Regions from separate parts of the Homo sapiens genome. Here region 2 is linked to region 1. The links are chromatin loops, found by intact Hi-C in ENCODE. Cell type or tissue: breast epithelium. All regions are shown on one strand.

Region 1 (5,000 bases):
TAGTTTGTTAGTTTCCCAGCCTCTGCCTTAGGGTCTGGGACACAGAAGGAGGTGGGAGCAGACGCTGAGGGCTGGCCACCTGGCTGAGCCCTGACCCTCGTCCTGCAGGTCCAGCCAGGGGAAGCCTTTTCTGGCCCCAGTGGAGGCATTGCCCGATGAGCCCCGTCTTCTCCACAGACTGCTCGCTCTGTGAAGAAGGGACCACACCATGTCTTCCTGTTCCCCTGTGCTGGGAGGGACCCACAGGGGAACGGTCTTCAAGCCCACACTACTGCGGCAGCCCTCCCCTCTGTCCTGTGGTGTTTGCTGCCTGCATTGCCTTTCAACAGCTCCCACAGGCTGTCCTGGAGGCTTTCTGCCTCGGCAGCAGTTGTCCTTTCTCCTGGGGCTCTCGTGGGTCGACTTTTATCCCTGGTCTCTTTAGGTGCCTGCTAGGTTGCAGTAAGTCCATCCTACACAGATTTTTAAGGAAGAGCTTTTAAAAAATATTTTGCATCAGGTCGGGCGTGGTGGCTCACGCCTGTAATCCCAGCACTTTGGGAGGCCAAGGTAGGCGGATCACCTGAGGTGGAGACCAGCCTGACTAACATGGAGAAACCCCGTCTCTACTAAAAATACAAAAAATTACCCGGGTGTGGTGGCGCATGCCTGTAATCTCAGCTTTAGCTACTCGGGAGGCTGAGGCAGGAGAATCACTTGAACCTGGGAGGTGGAGGTTGCAGTGAACCAAGATTGCGCCATTGCACTCCAGCCTGGACAACAAGAGCGAAACCCCGTCTCAAAAAAAAAAAACAAAAACTATCTATCTGTCTTGAATCTTTCATGAGGCTGGGAAGGAGGATGTCCACTGGAGGGGAGAGCTCGGCTTAAACTCCAGGGAGGACATGTGAGGAGGGAGACTTCTTAGGGCGCCAGCATAAGTGGCCTGAGCAGCGGCTAGAGCAGCAAGGACCCTGCGTTGTGTCCCACGCGGGACACGCTGGCCTCTGTGCTTGTGGTTGCTGAGCTGGATGTGATCACTAAGCATGGATGATGCCCAGTATGGGTGGGCAGGGACCCCCACCCTGCACACCACATGGTTCTTCCCGGGTCAGTTAGAAATGACATGGCCTCCACCTGCCTCTCTGAGCAGCCTTGGCTGGCCCGATGGCTCTAACAGATGGATCTTTTGGCCTGAGGTCGAGGAGTTCCTGTTTCCCACCGTGATGATGTCAGCGAGTTGGGTCCTGGTGAGATGGAGGAAGGGGCTGTGGCGGTAGGGTGGAGGCTGCCCCTGCAGTGGGGCCAGTGCCCTCCCCCACCCCCTCCGCGGCTTGCCCCGCTCTCCTTCTCACTCACCCGGTCCTGGTGGTGCTCTGTGCCCACGCACCCTCAACTCATCCCTGTCAGCTAGCATTCTTGGGTTGTAGACAACAGAGCACCAGCTTCAAACTGGCTTCAGTGGACATTGTTTTCTGGGTGTAGCACTTTGCTTCAGGTGCAGGTGAATCCAGGCGCTCAAACAGCATCCAAGGAGCCAGTCTCTCCCCACCTGTTGGGTCTGCTCCCTTCTCCATTGGATCCACTCTCAGTACAGTTCTTCCTGTAGGTTGACAAGTGGCCTCCAGCTGCTTTAGGGCCCTCGTTCTCCCAGGTGTAAATCTTTGTCCAGGTATTGCCTGCCAGAGTCCTGATATTTGCCCAAGTTGGGCCAGCTGGGATGGCATTTCTACCCTAGGCCAGTCACTGTGGGATGGGGCACAGGATCTGAAGGTGGCAGGACCTTCATGAATGAGGAGTGGGCAGCCTGGAGCTTAGCAGTGTTTTTGGAGCAAATGCGTGCACAGACGAGTGGATGAATGAGTGAATCAACCACTCCGCCTTGAGAGAGAAACACTTCTACACTGCTTATCCCACTTGCATTCTGGATTTCTGTCCTGTAAGTTCACTTGTGTGGGGAGGGAGCCTCTCTTGGCTAAATGCCATGGGGGCTACAGAAGTCTGAGAGAGGGCCCCCTATGGAGCAGCACCGTCCCCATCCATCAGCGGGATTCTCTGCTCAGCGACCGCTTTAAACTGCCGCCTCCTTTGTCCCCTCTTATTCCAAGTATCCTTCTGGCTGAAACTACAGGTCATACAATGGGACCCTCAGCCCCAAGCACAGGCTGTAGGTGCTGGGGCCAGGCTCAAAGGAGCCCCTAGGGCACCTCCTCCAAGTCCATCCCACCCTCCCCTCTTTGTCCACGGCCACCCACCCTAGAGGCCTGCTGAGGATCGGCCGCCACCTCCTTCCCTGGCCTTCTGCCCCCACCCCCATGCCCTGGCATGTGCCAGGAAGTGCCAAGGATTCCCCATCTGTGAGAGGGGAGGCCAGTGCCCTGCCCCGAGAGGTCCACTGGCCTCCCCAGGCCCCTCCGCGCTGCCTTTCCAGAAACTCCCCAGCCTCTTCCTGCCTGGCTTCCTGCCCAAGCCCTTCCTGGAAACCAGGCCCACCCTGCCCCCAGCCCAGGGCGCCAGTATTTCCATGGGGTGATTCACACGGCCCTCCCCAGGCAGGGCCCCTCCTTCTACTCACGATACTGAAAGTTTGGAAAACAACCTGGGGGCGGGAAGGAGAGTCCAGCCACGGCCCCACCCCCACCAGACGGACCCTGCAGTCACCACAGAGTGTGAAAGACAAGAAAATAGAAACAATAGGCCATGAAAAGCAAGAAAACAGGAGACTTTCTATTTAAACGTTCATCTAAAAGAAGAAATTAATGCAGCTTTATTAAGACATAAAATGCAAATGGTGTTGCAATGTATGTCATTTATAAAGAAATGATTATGGAGGTGTGTCCCTGTTTTTTTCCTGATAGGGTGCATGGTCCACAAAGACCATCAGCCTGAGGCTGTTCTGCTCAGCCCCACTCCTGGAGCCTGTGTCCCCTGTGGGGAGTCCTGGGCCATCTTGGAGGGAGGATGGACCAGAGGGCCAGACTGTGGGTGTCAAGGAAGGAGGGAGGGGTGGCCTCGGCTACTGAGGAACTGCCACGTTGTGTGTGGGGTGGGAGGGTGTTCAGATAAGGAGGTGATTGGACAGGCCTGGCAGGGAGACAGCAGGATGACTGATGTGATGGGTTGGGTTTGGAGGATTTTATTTCTTACTCGATGAGAAATGGGCACAGTTTATGCCTCGCAAAACGTGATCCTGTTGGGTACAATAAATTGTAAAAGTGAAGTCAGGGTTCCACTTGAGTGCATGTGACAGAAACCCAACTCACCTTCAGGATAAAAGAGAAATTGTTGGTCTATGTACTTCAAAGCTCCACCAGCTTCAGGAATGGCTGGCTCTAGGGCTTCTGGGTTGGCTTATTTCTCTGGAGACTTTCTCCTTGTGTTAACAGGATAGTTCCCAAAGGCTTCAGGCTCATAATTAATCAGCTCAATAATTCCAGTGGAAAGAAAACTTCCCCTTTCCATTTGGGCCAGAAAAAAATCACCAGACTGGCTGACTACTGGCTCAAACTGGGTCATATGCCCATCCTTGAAATAATCACAATGACTGTGATTGGCCCTGCATAGGCCACAGGTTGAACTCTGGTGCCTCTGTGAGAGGTGATGCCAATCCTCATAAAATATCCTAAGGAATTTCCCTTAGGAAAAGCCTGTTCTTCAGGGAAGGGGAAATAGAATCAGGGCAGCTGTCATCCCCCACACTAATACAGCAGACTCCAGGGACATCCAGTTAGAAATACAGGGTCATCTTTCAAGTGATCACACACTTGTTTTTCCTTGGATTGGAGGGAAGAATGCATCCCTCTTAGCCAGTGACATGTTTGTGGGCAGCAGGACAGGGTCTGGGTAAGACCTCCTCAGAGACCCAGGTACAGGCTTGGGGGCAGCTCTCCATGGTGTGGAGTGAAGTGAAGGGCAGAGAACACCTTGGGTGCCTAGGGAGCAGGTCCTCCCTTGACAACCAGTGAGATTGGAAGATGACAGGCAGAGCAGCTGTGCAACCCAGCGGGAAGGTTTCCCTGTCATTTAGATCTGTATTCAAACCCCAGCTCAGTCACTATTATAGGTGATGTTGGTAAGTGACGTCACCTCTCTGAGCATTGCTTTTTATCCCCGTTGGAATGGAACTGCCCCTCCCTGCCCCTGGTGGTTTTGAGGATTAAACAAGATGGTCTCTCTCGCTGCAGAGCACTGTCCCTGGCACATGGTGGGGCTGGTGACAATTGTGATTATTGTAGGCTCTGGGTCTGCACAGTGTGTGCCGGGAGGGGTCTGGCCGGCATGGGGGCCGCCTTGCTCCTGTTGAGACTGATTTGGACCTTAGTCATGGCTGGCCTGAGTCAGCACGTGGGAGGTCCCTGCTGACATGGCTTAAATTAGCTGGAGTTTGAGGCCTCTAGATAGGAGCAGGCAACAGGGAACTCCTGCCTGTCTCCTTCCCTGTTGCTGCAGGGCTCACCTCCCTCCTCATGAAGCTCCTCAGCGTGGGCGGACATGTTGGACTGGTGCTCAGCATCCATGTCACCACCTTTTGGGGTCCTTCCTGTACTGCAGAGGCTGGAAGGATACAAAGTACCTTTTCTGGACTCCCTCACAGCTAGGGCTCTGGAAGTTATTGAGATTTGAGCAGTCAAATACTCATCTACCACCTAACCATGATCCCTGGGGTGAGGAGTTCAGACGATGTTTTCTGGACCAAAGCTTTGGGTAACACATTGGTGAGGGAAGCATGGGCATCTTGAAAGGCTGTGCCTTGACTATTCTTTGCAGGCCAGCGATGATAGTGGGAGATGTCCCCATTGAAATGAGCTCCCTGAATAAATTGTAACAATGGCCATGAATACTTCTCCTCTCATCCACCGCACTCTGCAGCTCTTCCCAGGTGGAGTCTATTGCTCCACACCTTGTCTCTGGGTTTGGACGTGTGACCTGCTTTGGAAAAATGGAACAGTAGGAAAGGTGATGCAGGGCAAGGCTTTCAAAGACCTTGTGCATTGGGGCTTGCTTGCTCTTCCCTTTCCTTC
Region 2 (5,000 bases), 810 kb after region 1:
TCCAGTGCGGAGAATACAGGGCCGCTTTGGTCTGCAGCCTCAATTTTCATAATGACCCTTATCATGGCAGTGGGCATTTATTGAGTGCTTCCTGTGTGCCCCGCTCTGTGCTAGCCATCATCCATTCCCTCCCTCACTAATTCTCACAGCACCTTCTGACGTGGGCTTGTGAGTGCCCCTTATTGCAGGTGACGAGGCTGAGCCTTCAGGAAGTGAAGTCACTGCCCAAGGTCACACAGAGGTGACCTCCACCTTACTACAGTCACACATCAGAGGGTGCTGTGAGGATTAGTGAGGGAGGGAATGGATGGTGGCTAGCACAGAGCAGGGCACACAGGAAGCACTCAATAAATGCTCACTGCTATGATAAGGGTCATTATGAAAATTGAGGCTACAGACCAAAGTGGCCCTGTATTCTCCTCACTGGAACATCTGCCCAGGTCATTTGTAATTACTGGCCACCTCCAGGATACAGTGCTACTGGCCTTAGCCTCCTCATCTTCCAACTGGTAGATGGTGACTCTTCCCTCCCAGCTTGGGTTATTATTAAACAAGAGGAGGGCCGGGCGCAGTGGCTCATGCCTGTAATCCCTGCACTTTGGGAGGCCGAGGCAGGTGGATCATTTGAGGTCAGGAGTTCTAGACCAGCCTGGCCAACAAGGTGAAACCCTGTCTCTACAAAAAATACAAAAATTAGCCAGGCGTGGTGACATGCGCTTGTGGTCCCAGTTACTCGGGAAGCTGAGGCAGGAGGATCATTGGAGCCCAGGAGGTCGAGGCTGCAGTGAGCCGAGATTGCACCACTGCACTCCAGCCTGGGTGACAGAGTGAGACCCTGTCTCAAAAAATAAAAATACACAAATAAATAAATAAACAAACAAGAGGAGTAGCAGGCCTGATGGCCTGGCATGGGGCCAGGCATACCGCAAGTGCTTAACAAATGAGGCTCTTTTCTCTTTGCCTTCATTACATCTTAGCTGAATTCAAATTTGGAATAGTGCTTATTCATTCATTAAACCCAGGTGAAAGGAGCCCTTCCCCTCACCCAGCCCTGCCTGGGCAGGGATGCATGAAGCTGAAGTCTCCAGGGCAGCGGAGCCATTTCTCACGTGTTCTCTCTAGGACCAGACTCATTTACTCTTTGTGACTCATTACTCTTTTTCGCTGACCCAACTCCTGCCTTTTCTGGAAGCTCTGGGATCCTGACTTCAGCTGTTTTTAGTTGCTTATCACCCAGGCTTTCTAAAAGTTTCACTTCTTGTTAAAAAATATAGTATCTCACATCCTAGAGTAATGAACGTCCATTTTTTTAAAGCAATTTGCTTTTCCTCATGCAATCTTCTTTGTTTTTTAAAGTGATACTTAACAATAATTTCAGCAGAAGTGAAACTTGGGTTGCCAGGTGTCTGTACTTTTATTAGGTTTGACTGACCCTGAGCTCCAAACAATGGAACTAGCACTGTTTGGGAACTTCTGTAATCTCACAGAGGACAACAGATCTAACTGAATGTTTTCAAGGGAAAATAAAAAGGTCTGTTCCATGTTAAACCTGGGAGCTTTTAGCGTGAAGGAACTGAGCCGAAAGATGGTTTAACGCTTGCACTCTAAGAGAGCCAGGATTCTAACTGAAGGTGCAGACCAGCTGCCCCATCTCTTTGCAGAGCTGAACAGGAGAAAATCCTTGTAAGTGGGAGAGATGCAGACTAGATTCAGAAGGATCTTCCCCTGGAAGGATGCGAGCACCAAGAGAATGCCAGAATTTATACATTTTTCTCCTCTGAAACCATACAAAGGGAGGGAATGGGAGAAGGCGGGGAGCGAGCACGTGCTGGAAACCCACCTTTTGCCAGGTATGTTCAGCTGTTTCATTTATTCCCCCAACAACTTGATGAGTAGACAGGAGGTGACTGGAGGTAACTACAATCTTGGAATTTGTGTTTCATTCTCTTGCTTTTTTATTTTATGTGTTTATCACATAAGTATGAGTCTCTAAAAATATGTATATTTGCTTTTGCTTGTTTTCTTAACATTATAAAATGGAGTCATACTTACTCAGTCTTCTGTGATTTGCTTTCTTCACTTTGTGTTTCTTTTCTAAGACTCATCAGTGCTGCTTTGTGCAGCTCTAGTTTATTTGCTTTTCACTACTGTGTGATAATCCATTTGCCACAATGTATCCATTCTCTAGTTATAACAACGGGGCTGCTATGAACAGTCCGATTCCTGTGTCTAAGAGCTTCTCTTGGACATATATCCTGGTGTGGAATTGCTGAGTTGTAAAGTAAGGAAATTCAACCTTACCGGATACCAAATTGTTTTCCCAAGGGGGTTGTACTAGTTTCTCTCCCTCCTGTTGTAGCATATATGAGTTTATGACTTCCTTTAGATCTAAAAATGGGGACTAAGGCAATTCTTCCTTTCTGCTCCTAAAACAAAGGCTTGTTCCACTCTGGTGTTCATCAACAAATGACTTTAATTCTTCCTTTGGGTCTGAATGAGCCAAGACTCCCACGTCGGGCTCCTCCGGGTCTGTTGTGTGGTTCTTGAGGCTAGAGGCCCCACAGTGATCGTCTGTCTTATTGCCCTGACCACACATTCTGTAAGATTCCTCCTTTCTGATGCTGGCTGACTTCCTGTGGGTTGGCCAGGAATGCAGGGCAGACACCCAAATTGTAAGGGAAGGAAGTGTCTGTCCTCCTCACAGTCAGGGGCTCCCATCTCTCCAGAGCCTCAGCCCGTGTGCCTGCCATGACTGGCTGGCTTAGTCACCTGAGGAGAGATGACCAGGAAAATCCAGAGAGAAGGCATTTGCTGGGCTGAGGGGAATAAACTGCCTGTGGAAAGGTGGATTGGTCCTTGGATCTCTTCACCTGGGGGCTGTCAAGTTGGGACAGAGCCAAGATAAGAGCCCTTTTTCAAATGTGTTCTTTCATCTTTTAATGGAGTTGGTTTCTTTGGCAGGCTAGCAAATCCTGCAGGGCCCCTGTGCAGCCACTCTGGAGGGTCAGGGAGACACTCTGTGGTTGGCACCTGCGAAGGAGCAGGGGTGAGAAATGAGGAGAAATGTCTGTCTGTGCCGAACCCCCAGTGGAGAGCGTGTGGGCTCAGAGTTAGGGTAAATGAAGGCACGGGCGCACTGCAGACCCCTGATGGGAGAGGCAGTGGGCGATGCTTCCATGGTGAAATGGAATACTGGGAGCCAGGTGCCCTGGCGCCTCATGGCAACGCCTCCTTACTCTAGGCCGGCCTCGCTGGCATTCCTCTTTGAGCTGATGAGGGACCAGACCAGTCCCAGGTTAGCACCTGGATCCACTTTCCTGCATTTTGGGTAACACATGTTGCGTCTTTCCTCTGGTTATGAAAGTGAGACCCGGTCAAGGTAGATTCAAGGGAAAGCAGCGCTGCATCAAGGCAGCCATGGATCCCACAGGGTTAAGGGGGTGGGCTCCAGAATTAGACTCCTTAGACCAACCCGGCTCCACCACAGGAAAGGCTCCAGCAGGGTTTTCTACTTCAGACCTGGGCCTCCTGCTCTGCAAGGAACGCCCACTTTCCTCTGCAGGGCCACAACGCTCTACGCTGTACGATTGGGAGGCAGGCTGGAGGGGCTCGGCTGCCCTGCCCTCTTTACTGGGCTCTTTAGTGACTTGCTCCACGTCAGCACACCCACCCAGGTGCAGCTGCGCACCCAGCCACTCCATCCCTCTGCTCAGAGGCAAAGCTTCTCCCTCTGAACCCTGGAAGTCAGAGCGATGGCTGCATAGGGTCCTTTCTACCCAGGGAGGCATGGAGTTGGTGGATGAAGCTTTTGACAAGACTTTTCTATAATGATCTTGTGGAGACAGTGATATAATGAGGCCATTTTTTAAAAAATGCAAACATCCCTCTTGTGCCTAAAACTCTCCTCAGCCTCCCCTCTCTCTAGGTAGAGGCCAGCATCCTTACCATGGTCTCAGGCCACGTCCTCCCAAGACAGTGACACCTCTCCTCCCATCCAGTGGTCTGCATCTGCCTTGCCTCCCAGGCCTGAATCCCCCTCACTCTTGTTACCAGAAAGGGGTCCTGATCCAGACCCCAAGAGAGGGTTCCTGGATCTTAAGCAAGAAGGAATTTAGAGGGAGTCCATAGAGTAACATGAAAGCGAGTTTATTAGGAAAGTAGAGGAATGAAAGAATGGCTACCCCATAGACAGAGCAGCCTGAGGGCTGGTGGGTGCCCATTTTTATGGCTATTTCTTGATGATATGCTAAACAAGGGGTGGATTATTCATGCTTCCCCTTTTTAGACTATACTGGGTAACTTCCTGACGTTGCCATGGCATCTGTAAACTGTCATGGCGCTGTTGAGACTGTAGCAGTGAGGACAACCAGAGGTCACCGTTGTTGCCATCTTGGTTTTGGTGGGTTTTAGCCGGCTTCTTTACTGCAACCGGTTTTATCAGCAAGGTCTTTATGGCCTGTATCTTGTGCCAAGCTCCTATCTCACCCTGTGACTTAGAATACCTCAACCGTCTGGGAATGCAGCCCAGTAGCTCTCAGCCTCATTTTACCCAGCCCCCGTTCAAGATGGAGTTGCTCTGGTTCAAACGCCTCTGGCACTCTCACCCTCCTTCCACCCACCGCTCCTCCCAGCTCTGCTCAGACAGCCCTGGGCTGGAAAAGTCACTGAACCTCCTGAGACCCAGTCATGGTGTCCGTCAGTGCACTCGGTGGCCTCATAGACATGAGGTCTCCAGTGGACATTGGCTGCCATTTGTTGTGGTTACTTCCAGGGTTAGCCTCTGCCCAGCCCTTCTGTTCCTATTGTATCCCACACTTAGAAATTTGTGAAGTCTTCAGAAGAACATTTCCCAGTGGCCTCCCTGTTTGCACATCTGCAGGTGCTGGTGAGTGTGAACCACCTGTCCCTGCCTGACACGGAACCAGATCCTTCTCAGGACTCACCTGGGGTGAGCAGCTCTAGGCACAAGCCCTGGGGTCTGGGCGTGTAGGGAAGATGCC

The links. A loop is a pair of places that touch in the nucleus more often than their neighbours do. Peaks named below come from ENCODE experiments on the same cell type or tissue, not always from the same donor. Only the 100,000 strongest peaks of a DNase experiment are listed, where the experiment ranks them.
Region 2: a loop joins it to region 1, with 16 times the contacts of the local background. A loop is called at or near these places in 1 of 110 quality-filtered maps.

What each region holds. Positions count from the first base shown.
Region 1 is chr3:128,546,925-128,551,924 of GRCh38, reverse strand. No RefSeq gene overlaps it. Among named protein-coding and RNA genes, the nearest start is that of LINC01565, 27 kb to the left of the region's middle. RefSeq lists an enhancer at 3,789-4,289. In breast epithelium, no CTCF peak of the experiment used is centred here; a DNase peak (open chromatin) is centred at 2,352; H3K4me3 peaks cover 740 bases; H3K27ac peaks cover 1,928 bases.
Region 2 is chr3:127,732,555-127,737,554 of GRCh38, reverse strand. The region is part of intron 3 of MGLL (monoglyceride lipase); the gene reads left to right. Among named protein-coding and RNA genes, the nearest start is that of ABTB1, 62 kb to the right of the region's middle. RefSeq lists enhancers at 2,691-2,750, 2,642-3,557. In breast epithelium, no CTCF peak of the experiment used is centred here; a DNase peak (open chromatin) is centred at 2,614; H3K4me3 peaks cover 447 bases; H3K27ac peaks cover 2,811 bases.